2 separate regions of the Mus musculus genome follow, and region 2 is linked to region 1. Evidence: chromatin contacts called from ENCODE Hi-C or POLR2A ChIA-PET data. All regions are on one chromosome and are shown on one strand. The core of a region is the stretch at or near the end of the contact, and the rest is flanking DNA. Distances in the headings are between cores, read along the strand shown. Region 1 overlaps Glipr2 (GLI pathogenesis-related 2). Region 2 overlaps Clta (clathrin, light polypeptide (Lca)).

Region 1 (5,807 bases), core at 970-3,469:
GACTGTAGCCTTCCTACCCTGCTCCTAGCAGAAGGGACCAGTCTGGTGCTCACTCATAGACCTGCCCTGCACCCCAGGTCTCCAGAGGGGGTTGGATTCCTAAGTTCCCAAGGCTGTTCATGGTGTGTGATCTTATTCTGGCCATTTTGCTCCAGGTTCCTCTTGCATCATTACTAGTTTGCTTTACATGACCGTCACCATTCTCTGTCTACGTTGTGGGGGACAGTGCTCAGGGAGCAGTTGAGTAGACTTGCATTGGACTGAATTGATGATCAGTCCTCGGGTGGGTTGTGCATCTGTGAGGAGTTGGTGGATGGGTAGGCGTTGGCAGTGGAGGAATGAATGTACAGATGCTGATGCTGGAAAGATGGAAAGCGGATGGATGCTTGGTGTGTGGTAGTTTGTTGGAGGGACTGATGGATGGGTTGGGATAAGCCTTGAAGAGAGGAAAGATCCCGGAAGGATGGGGTTGCCTCAGATTGGAAGTGGTGTGGGTTTTGTCCACTCTTGATCTTCCAGTGCTCCATCCCGTTTCCCTAACCCCAGTCCTCTGGATGTTAACTTTGCTGAATTCATAATCCAGGTGGGCACAGGCTCTTCCCTCTCCACAGCCCCACCCGGCTGATTCTGTCCTCCTTTCATGTGACCACGGTGTCCTCTTCCCTAAACTCTCAGTCCATCCCTCAAGGCTGCTGCCATTGAGCCTCTTAGTTAGTACTATCTCATTCTCTCTCTCTCTCTCTCTCTCTCTCTCTCTGTCTCTTCTCTCTCTCCTCTTTGTCTCTCTCTCTCCTTTCTCTGTCTCCTCTCTCTGGCTCTCTGACTCTATCTCTCCTCTCTCTCCTCCTTGTTTCTCTCTCTCTTTCTCTCTCTCTCTCTCTCTCTCTCTTTCTCTCTCTCTCTCCTCTCTCTCCCTCTCTCCTCTCTCTGTCTCTCTGACTCTTTCTCCTGTCTCTCCCCCCATCTCATTCGCTCTCCCTCTCTCTCTCTCCTGTCTGTGTCTCCCTGTCTCCCTTTCTCCATCCACCCATGCCTCTTGTATTCACTGGTCCAATATGGTACCACCCACCCTAGCTAAGCTCCTTCCTTCTCCCTGAGCTCCCAACCCCAGCTCTCCCCAGACTCCATTGGTCTAGTCTGAGGTATCCAGCCACCTTCAGACATTTTCCTCTAGCAATGTCTGACCAGCTCTGCTCCTTCCTCAGTGCCCCTCAGCAGCCAGCAGCAGCTTTCTGAATCTGTGTAGTCCCCTGCTTTTGTTCAGTCGTCTCCCATGGCCTCAGATAAAGATTCAGGTCCCCATCACAGCCCAGAAGATCCTAATCTATCTGCAGAGGGTGATGGTGGTCACAGAGCTCTGAAGAGGGTGATGGTGGTCATAGAGGCAGAATGAACACTGGTGTGGAACAGGGCTGGTGTGAGCAGGATGAAGAGGAAGGGAGGGGCCGGCTGTCTCTGTGTCCTGACGTGTGCCAATAGACCTCTGGTGGTCTCCCCTCTACAATGAGCTGTTGTTCGTTCCTCTGTCATTCCAGCTTCCAAACAGTTTAATAACGAGGTCCTGAAGGCCCACAACGAGTACCGGGCCCAGCACGGTGTCCCGCCCCTGAAGCTTTGTAAGAAGCTCAACCGGGAAGCCCAGCAGTGAGTTCCCAGCAGCCATTGGCTCGGGCCCTTTGTGGAGCTGCTTCTGCAGTCATGAGGGCCCCTGGGTGGTTGAAGGGATGTGATGGGGTCTCAGATATAGCCAGACTTAAGGACCTACTCTTTTGCTGGCCCAGGCAGGCCCCTTTGCTCAATCTTCTAAAAATGGGATGGTTGGGAGGCCCAGGCTATACAAGACCTGTGTTTCTGTTATCCCTCTGGTGAACCCAGATAGGGAAGGAGGCTCAGCAGTACAAATCTCAGACGTTGGATGTTGGATGGTGTGTGTGTCAGGGATGGAGGTGGGGGTGTCCCCGGGCGGGGCCTGCTCTGAGGAGATACATTATGCAGGTATTCGGAGGCCCTGGCCAGCACGAGAATTCTCAAGCACAGCCCAGAGTCCAGTCGTGGCCAGTGTGGAGAGAACCTTGCGTGGGCGTCCTATGATCAGACAGGTAGGACACTCAGCTCCTCCCCGCTCTGCTCTGCTAGATCTAAGATGAGGCCTCTGGGCGCTCCTCCTGGCACTGCCCTTCACAGTTCAATGATGGTAGAGCCACAGGCCCAGGAAGGGAAAGAAAACCCCTGAATTCTCTGCATCTGTTCCTGGGCTGACCTCAGTAGCTGCCCCACAGCCAGTAGGCTGGGAGCCTGAAGAGAGATGAGTCAGAGGAGACAGCTCGGGTGCAGAAGTACAAGTCAGAGGCGCGGGCGCTGGAGACTGCAGCATCTGTATTACTTCAGCCGGCTGCGGGCACCGGAGCGTCCCGTGCTTTGCTAAATTATTTATTTTTGCCCTGTAAATGTATTGCTTTCATAATCAGAAAGAAAAAAAAAGAATTGAGCATTTTTTTCTTTTCTTTAAAAAAAAAAGAAAGAAAGAAAGAAAGAAAGAAAGAGAGAAGGAAGGAAGGAGAGAAAGAAAGAAAGAAAGAAAGAAAGAAAGAAAGAAAGAAAGAAAGAAAGAAAGAGAGAGAGAAAGAGAAAGAGAGAGAGAAAGAAAGAAAAGGAAAGGAAAGGAAAGGAAAGAAAAGGAAAGGAAAGGAAAGGAAAGGAAAATAGAAATGATTTTTCTGCCCAGGGCCTGGGAGGGAATGACCCCCACCCCCACTGGACAGACATTCTTGAATCTCTATCTCCTGCAGCCCTGAGGTAGCTTTTTAGGAAAATAGTAAGAGCTGTCACTATCTCTGGGGCTTTCTCCAAAGCCCAGAAGAGAATGACTCCTTTCCCTCCCCAGCCTCACATTCCTGGGAGCTCCCAAGGGGATTCCCCAAGTGCCTGGCTTCCCTAGCATCATCCCCTCCCCCACCTGCCCCACCCCCACACCAGCTGTCCTCTCCCCAAAAGCTACGTGCTTGGAAGGCAGCTGATGGTGGGGCCTCTGAGCCTCTTCCTCAGCCTACAGACTCCGGGCCCAGGCTCAGCGTCTCCTGACTGGGAGAAGGGTGCTGGGTGGATGCAGACTTGATAGGAGCCCCGGGGTGCTGCTCTATCCAGTCTGACCTTATGCTGGATCTCAGAGCATCATGATCAAGCCAGTACTCTCTCTCTCTCTCTCTCTCTCTCTCTCTCTCTCTCTCTGACCCAAATTTAAGTTTAAGTATCTCATAGTTACATGCTAGAATCTTTTGGAGAGTTTAGAATACTTCCCAACCCCTGGGTCTCTCCTCTAGAGAAATCAATACAACTGATCTCAAAACGGACCCAGGCCTCAGCGTTTTTTCATTGGCCACCAGGGTGACATCTTGACATCTATGTCCTGATTGGAGCTATGGCTCTGAGATCAACAGATCCTAGGAGATGCTTCCTTATGCCACGCTGACAGTGGATGCTCGAGATGAAGGCCCCTTGGCCTACTGGCTCAGCTCCCTTTATTCCTATGGGTATTTTAGAAACGGACCCCAGGTGGGATGAGGACAGGCTCCCCGAAATTCAAAACATGGCTAGAAGATCCTTGGGTTTCACTGAGTCCGACCTTCTGCTGCAGAGGTCCAGAGCAGGGAACACCTTGTCTAGAAGCCACAGTGGCTCAGTGGCAGGATGTAGGCCACCTCATCTGCGGACTCTTGACCCCAGTGCTCAACCCACCCAGAGAAGGCACTGGGTGCCTTCTTCCTGAGTCCTCAGGACTCTGCAGGGAGTGACCCTAATGTTTCACCTCGCCAAGGCTTTGTCAGATATCCAGTGTGGAATGGGGGTTTGGGGTTGGGGGAAGAAGCCAGAGGGAGGGGTGTATAGATTTTATTGCTGAGCTCTCACGTGTCTTTTCTGTACAGGAAAGGATGTGGCCGATAGGTGGTACAGCGAAATCAAGAGCTACAACTTCCAGCAGCCTGGTTTCACTTCAGGGACTGGTGAGTGGAGGGGCCTGGGCTAAATGTCAGTCAACACGGTCTGCCTCCCTTCGGAAAGTTGGCGCTCCCCCTCCTGCATTGGTTCAGCCTACTTCTCTGGTTTAACTCTGCCCAGAACAGAAAGCTTTCCCTTCCCAGCACCTGCCCACCTCACCCCCACCACCACCATCCCAGACCTGTAGCCTTTCTTCATCCTGACCCCAGACACCACATGCCCAGCCAGCTCAAAGTTGGGTGTGTACCAGCAGTGTTTCATTCTTGAGCTGATATTTGAGCATATATGACCAACCTGCTCATCCTGCCTCTGCCGCCTCTGCTGCCTCAGCTGCTCTCCTAGTGACACTGCTGTGGCTCCCTGGGGACAGTTCAGAAAGGGTCAGGCTTGTCCTCACCTCCCGCCTCTACAGACACACATGCACATGCGCACACACAGACACAGACAGACAGACAGACAGACACGCACGCACAGACAGACAGACACACACACACACATATGCACACACACGCATGCACGCACGCACGCACGCACGCACACATGCACTGCTTCTCCCCATTTCTCAGGACTGGGGCTTCCCTTGCATTGTGGGCTGTGGCTCAGGTGAGTCTAAGAAGATTCAGAAAAACGCAGGCTCTTGGCTCTGCTGTTTGTGTGTTGTGGGAACTTGAGTCATTCTTTTTACCCTATCCAAGGACATGGTGGGAACCTCTCTGGTGCTTCTGGGCGCTGTCGATTCAGAAACAGGGAAGATCACCTTTCTTTTTTTTTAAACATTTATTTATTTATTTATTTATTTATTTATTTATTATATGTAAGTACACTATAGCTGTCTTCAGACACTCCAGAAGAGGGCGTCAGATCTTGTTACAGATGGTTGTGAGCCACCATGTGGTTGCTGGGATTTGAACTCCAGACCTTCAGAAGAGCAGTCGGGTGCTCTTACCCACTGAGCCATCTCACCAGCCCAAGATCACCTTTCTTATAGGCCGTGTGTGTGTGTGTGTGTGTGTGTGTGTGTGTGTGTGTGTGTGTGTGTGCTCGCGAGCTCACTCTCTGATGTGTATACAGATACATGTGTTTGTGCATGCAGATACACACGTGTGTGCTCATATAAATGCATGTGTGTCCACATGAAGATGCTCGTGTGTGTGTGTGTGTGTGTGTGAGCATCTGTGTGTATGTGTGTATATACACGTGTATAGATACATGAGTGTGCATAAGGAGACCAGAGGTTGATGTCTAATGTCCTCCTCAGTTTCTCTCCACCTCATTTTTTGAGACAGGGCTTCTCGCTGTGTCTGGAGTTCTGCAATTTAACTAGACTGGCCAGCCAGTGAGCCCTATCCCTCCCTCACGCCACCCTTGAGGGAGCCGGGGAGGTTACAGAGCTGCTGGGCAAACCTTTTTGCACCAGACTAAGGAAGAGCCCTTTCTCCAGCCCTGAGCAGCAAACATTTATCTTATTAAAGTCTTTCCAGCTTTTCTGGGCTCTGAGGTCCTTCTGACCCATTTGCTGCCCCCACCCCTACCCCTTGTCTTTTCTCAGAAGTGACTCAGACCCCTCCTGAGCCCAGGACAAGCTAGGAAGGAATGTGTGTCTGACTCAAAACACCCGAGAAACTGAAAGGGGGAGTTTTCCTCCTCACTCCGACCCCTCCCCCATCATCCCATCTACAGTAGAGCCATCTGAGGCCTGCCATCCCCTGGAGAGTTTCTTCAGAAGCAGGAAATGATGTGTTCTTACTATTTCCTGTGGCTTACTGCTCACCCTGTCCAGGAAGGGTTCTTGCAACCTTAGGTGCAGATCT
Region 2 (5,428 bases), core at 1,857-4,356, 61 kb after region 1:
TCAACCTGGACATGTCTCTGAGGGGTGTACTCTAAGACAGTGCCTTTCAGGTTCCATTTGAGTAAGGTGGGAAGGACTTTGGTCAGGGTCAGTTGCCATCCGGCCGCCCAGAGCCTCTGTGCTGATGTGAAGTGTGAAATGTCAGGCTCCTCTGCTCTTGCCACCTCAAGACGATTCCCCTCCAGGATCAGGTGTGGCTCTGCAGTAAAGAACGATGTTGCAGTGGGGAGTACACCCCAGCAAAAGTGCCTCAGCACCGCTCCACTCTGGAGGCCCTGGGGCAAGTCCACTAACATCGAGTCCCATGGCTTCAGCAACTTGACAAATAGACCTTCAAGCTTAATAATGAAGACATTGGGAACAGGCTTTCTATTGCACAAGTTTGTGCTTATTCCCTTTATTTAAAGGAATACCCCACGTCTATTAGAGGAACTTAACCTTAGAGGGTGAGGTTCTGAGCATGTAGTCAGATTGCAGTACTTTAGTTTACTCGGAATTGTAGAATGTTGAGTTGCCTGATCCTCCCTAGTTTCTGATTTTTTTTGGGGGGGGGGTTGAGACAGGGTTACTCTGTATAGTCCTGGAACTCACTCTGTAGACCAGGCTGGCCTGCCTCTGCCTCCCAGGTGCTGGGGTTAAAGGTGTGCGCCACAACTGCCCGACCTCCCTAGTTTCACAGAGAAGAGATTTCTTATGGAGTGTTAACACGTCGATGTCGGAAACCAGCTGAGTCTGCCTTATAAAAGCTGCTCACAGCTCAGGTCTGAGTGCATAAGGTTAGGGTATGCTAACCACCATCCCCACATCCTAGGACAGAAGATACGTTTTCTACTCTTTAATCCTGTAGATTTTGTTTTTTGTTTTTGTTGTTTTATTTTGATACAGTCTTTTCTGTGTAATCCTGGTGGCTGGCATCAAACTCAGAGAGATCCTCCTGCCTCTGCCTCCCAAGTGCTGGAATTAAAGGCCTGTACTACCACTGCCTGTCTTCGAGTGATTTCTTTAGAGGATGGTGGTTAGGAGAATTTATAAATCATTTGAGGTGCTAGGAATGAAGTTCTGTGATGCAGGACTTTGTGTTAAATCCTCAAAATGACATAGGGAAGGAGGGGTATCAGCCAAGCCATTGGTGGTACCACACTACTATAATTGGATACTCTGAAGGCTGAGACAGAAAGGAGGCTAACCTGGAACATAGAGACCTATTCTGAAATAAAACAAAACCCTTCACCACTTGGGAGCACATCCAGGCCAGGTCTTCCTGAGTGAGGTGAGGAGGAGTCAGCAGAAGGGTGGGGGCAACGCGGTGGTGGTGTTTGGTTCCTATGTAGCCGGTACTGTGTTGTCTATGCCAAACCTTATCTTTTACCCCAAGTTAGGGCCTACCTGTTGTTGCACCAGAGAGTGAATCATTCAGTTGTGGCCTATGAGAAAGAATTCCCTTTTCAGAGACTCAGAACAGTGGAAGTCTCCTGCAGTTCATGCTTGGGGGACAACTCTGCAGCATCTCCCTTCCCAAGCAAGAAGAGAAACATTCCCCTTGTTAGAGGTCTCTTGTGTTAGGACTTTCAGCTCTAACCAAAACCACTTGAGGAATTAAATCCACTATTCTTAGCAGTGGTAGACTTCTTTTTCCATGCCCACTGTAGAGCTATTTATAGAATGGAGTTCTGAATTGTTATTTTAGGCCTTTGGTCAGGCATTCCTCTCCCCGTTTCAGGCTTCCCTAAGCCCTGACAGGTGCTGATTCCAGGTCGGCCTTACCCTGGGAGGAGAGCAGACAGGTGGGGCGCCTGTGCGCTAGTGTCTCTAATTTTGTCTGTCAGAGGCCCTGCTTGTCTTAGAGACAAGCTCTTTATTCTTGGGGCTAGTAGTGAAGAGGCAGGGCCTCACCAAGGCCTTTGTTGTGAGTGATGCCCTGAGGGGAGGCTGCAGACCTTTCTTCTCCCCCAGTGAGAGCAAAGCAGCATAAATGGATTAGGCTAAGCCTTCTGTAAACTAAAGGGATTAGGGTGTAGAGCTGCCTGCCCTTCTGTGCCTCCCACTCGCCTGACTGACTCACCCGCAGCTTGTTTCCCTGAGTTACAACCAGGCTGCTCCTTTTGCTTTCTTTCCGTTTCCACAGATATCCTCTGTGTAGAGAATTAGGAAAGAATGAAGGGTATGTGTGTATTTTAAAAGTAAACTAAAACCGCCGGAGGTCTAGGTCAGTTAGTCGTGATTGCATGGCCTGTGTGAGGCCCTGGGCTTGGTCCGCAGCACTGCCTGAAGGGGATCCTCGCCATCCCCGCATTCCTAAGATTGGGAACGAGAGTAGGAGACCTAGAACATCAAGGGCATCCTCGGTTACCTGTCAAGTTTAAGGCTAGCCTGGGCTACATGAGGCCCCGTATCAAAATGAAATAAATAGAAACTGGAATATATGTTACTAGAATTTGCTTTCAGATAAATGTGTGTGTAAACTGATGAGTGACCTGATTGTCCTTTAAATGGCCTTCCAGCCAATGTCTGCCGCCTCAATTTTGGGAGGCCAGGACTACAAAGTGAGATCCTATCTCACAAAACAAAATTTTCCTGTTTGTTTGTTTGTTTGTTTAAATCCTAAAACAATATAGCAAAGAACAAGCTGAGGTTTGGCAGGGTCATTCCCAGTGTGCCTGTGCCCTGGTTAGTTGGGTCCTGCACATTCCCACCCCACCTGCCTCCCGCCCTCGAGTATATAAGGACTTGGTGAGGTCAGGATTTTAAGCTACACTTTGTCAAAAGCCCAGACTGGCATGTGTTTAGAAACTGCCCTGGCTTCCTGAGCAGACACGGAACCCTGGGGCCCAAACTAGCTTCCATTTCCCCAGAGCACTTACCCCAGCCTCTTCTACGTCTAAGGCGCACTGTGCAACAGCCACAGGTTTTTTGTTCCACCAAGCAAGTGTGGGAAAGCAATGGTTGGGTCCAAGATTTGGGATTAAATCTTTGGGGCTGTGCCCATCTGTTGGCTGGCAGTGGTCATACCCAGTGATAATTCCTGAGGCTGACAGAAAGTCAGCATGGCACCCTGAGCTGGCAAACGTTAGTGTGTAGTGAGGAAAACACGTGCACTGCGATCCACACTGCCACCGGCTGACCAAGTCTTCATCGCTGAGCCTCAGTCACCTTGCCTGGGAGGAAGGCGAGGACACCGTCAGCAACGGTGCTGACTAACGGTTGCCGTGTGTGGAATGGCATGTAGCCCATAACAGAGTGCTTACTAAAGGCTGTCGCCGGTGAAGCCCAAAGCTGACGCTGCAGTGCTCTCCTGTGGCGGGCACCAGGAAGGCCAGTTTCCAAGATGCCCCTCTCTGTGCACTGGAGTGCCCACCGCTGGAAGGCCCTGGGTCAGACGGAGCCCGGGGAGCAGTTCCCTGGGGACTGTCAGGTGCAATACTGTGGGGTTTAGATGTTTTCTGCTTCTCAATGTTCTCTCTTTTTTCCTGCCTGCTTGCCTGCCTTTGGACTTCTTGCTGTCTAGGGTGGCAGACGAAGCTTTCTACAAACAACCCTTCGCTGACCTGATTGGTTATGTGTATGTTGCAAAACTAATTCCTTTTCTTGTTTTGATTCTTTCTGTTTAGAGTTAATGCTCCTTTTTGTCACAAGTTGCTTTGCTTTTTAAATCTTTCACATTGGCTCTGTGGGGCTGCTTGAGAGTTGATAAGCTAGATATGACTGTTGCTAATCTTGCACAACTGTCACTCCCTGCTCTCCCTGTGGCCATTTGCATACTGGAGGTCCTGGAGGGAAGCAAGCTTCAATGGTCTCTCTGGGAAGGGTTTTTTTGGGCTTAGTTGGGTCTGACCACTTGCTGGTGCTGCCAGCTTCCAGGCCCTGCTGCCTGCCTGTCTGCCCCTGCGGAGCCTGCGGTGACCTAAGATGTTGGGGCCATGGTCTGCAGCACAATATTACCAGAGTCAGAGCCGGGGAGCAGGAGGTGGAGGCTCTGCCTTGCCAATTCCTGATCCTTAAAGAACATGAAGTGTCATTCAGTCAGGCAGTGTGGGTATCTGACACTGTTTCCCTGGTCTTAGATAGCAGAAATTGCTATTTTAGTGGCTAGCTTCTGGTGCCCTGCCCTCTTCCCCAGCACAGAGCCTCCCTAGTTGTGAAGTCAAGATACTCAAAACTGTCCAGTAAACTGCCGCAGTTTTCTCCCCCAGAAAACTACCTTTTCTAGCAAAGCTTTTTTGTTTTTAATAAAGATCCTTGTTAGTGACCTTAGTATTGCTGAGGACTTGGAAATAGTCCTGCTTCCTTTTTATGACAGAACTAGGAAGGAAAAAGAACAACTACTTGGGGAAGGTGGTAGACAGAGTCTCTTGGGGCCCATGACCCTGGGATGGCCACCTCATTAGACGGCAGAACTGGGTTTCCTGGGCCCCGGGTGAGTTTGCAGTGAAACTTGTGAAATGCTGGACTTACAGGTGGTGTTGGCTTTGACTTTTACACATTCTCTGGAGTAGAGAAATGGAGACTGGAAAAGTTGAGTCTGGGTTTGCTGGACAGCAGGGTGGCCCGCCAAAGGCAGCTGCACGCTCCCAGGCCAAGAAAGACCGGCAAGGGCATGTCTAGCTTACTGACCATCTGCATTGAGCCATTCTCATTTTCTATATCTGACCTAAAGTTTCTCCTTGTTTCTTTTCTTCTCTTCACCTTTAAGCACAAACATAAACCATCCTTGCTACAGCCTAGAACAGTTAAGTAAACCTTTCTCACTGCCCCTAACTGTGTGTGCCATGAAGTCGCAGTGTTGTAGTGGCTCTGGGCTTCAGCAGTGTTTGCCACGGCCATCCCTGTGATAGTGCCACCCTCTGTCCCCACAGACCGGTCATCTCCATTGCTTTTGCTTTGCCCGTGATGCTTGTTGGAGTAGCTGAAGTCCATCGTGTCTTTCCCACTTCTCCCACGTGCCTTTGGGCTGTTGCTCCAGCCAGTTAGTTCCCACAGGGCAGGCTGATCCCCATGTGAAAGAGTGTTGGAGTGGCATCCTGCCAAAAAGCAGCTCACATTAGCTCTCCTGCCAGGATCTTCCCTGAGTGGCACCAGATACCTGACTGGAGAGAAAATGGCAGACTGTTGGCTGAGCTGGTGAATGTCCTAACAACCCCTTCCAGAATGGCTTCAGTGTGGTGCCTGCTAGCATGGGTGCTTGGTCTTGAATACCTTCTGCTCTGCCCTGTTTCTCTCCAGCCTTAGGAGTGAGTTTGAGGCTATGATGCAGTGACCCGAGGGCTTTTTAGAAGTCTTAATTCCCTTGAACCTCAGTATGGCCCAGCACAAGCTACTCTGCAAGCCCTTGATCAGCCTGCTGCTTAGTTCTTGTTCAGAAAAGCAGTTTGTAGTTGGCCAAGGAGTTGATTTTTCATGCTCTGATGAGCAAAGCCAGCCATAGAGACAG

Evidence for each region. Hi-C counts contacts between places; a loop is a spot of excess contacts on that map. ChIA-PET counts read pairs that join two places held with the same protein, here RNA polymerase II (POLR2A).
Region 2: POLR2A ChIA-PET joins it to region 1 with 17 read pairs in Patski. The contact joins two enhancer-like sites. A Hi-C loop is called at or near these places in 1 of 37 maps with a recorded cell type or tissue (v-Abl transformed pro-B cells). POLR2A ChIA-PET finds 5 or more read pairs at or near these places in 4 of 5 experiments (Patski and embryonic stem cell).

The regions. Positions count from the first base shown.
Region 1 is chr4:43,966,577-43,972,383 of GRCm38, forward strand. It overlaps Glipr2 (GLI pathogenesis-related 2), which reads left to right. Exons shown (of 5, transcript NM_027450.3): 2 at 1,536-1,644; 3 at 1,996-2,099; 4 at 3,924-4,001. Among named protein-coding and RNA genes, the nearest start is that of Gm30377, 5.8 kb to the left of the region's middle. Within about 2 kb of position 2,220, at least 1 of the 3 ENCODE cell types and tissues checked has a DNase peak (open chromatin) inside an H3K27ac peak, as active enhancers do.
Region 2 is chr4:44,026,710-44,032,137 of GRCm38, forward strand. All of the region lies in intron 5 of Clta (clathrin, light polypeptide (Lca)), which reads left to right. Among named protein-coding and RNA genes, the nearest start is that of Clta, 25 kb to the left of the region's middle. Within about 2 kb of position 3,107, at least 1 of the 3 ENCODE cell types and tissues checked has a DNase peak (open chromatin) inside an H3K27ac peak, as active enhancers do.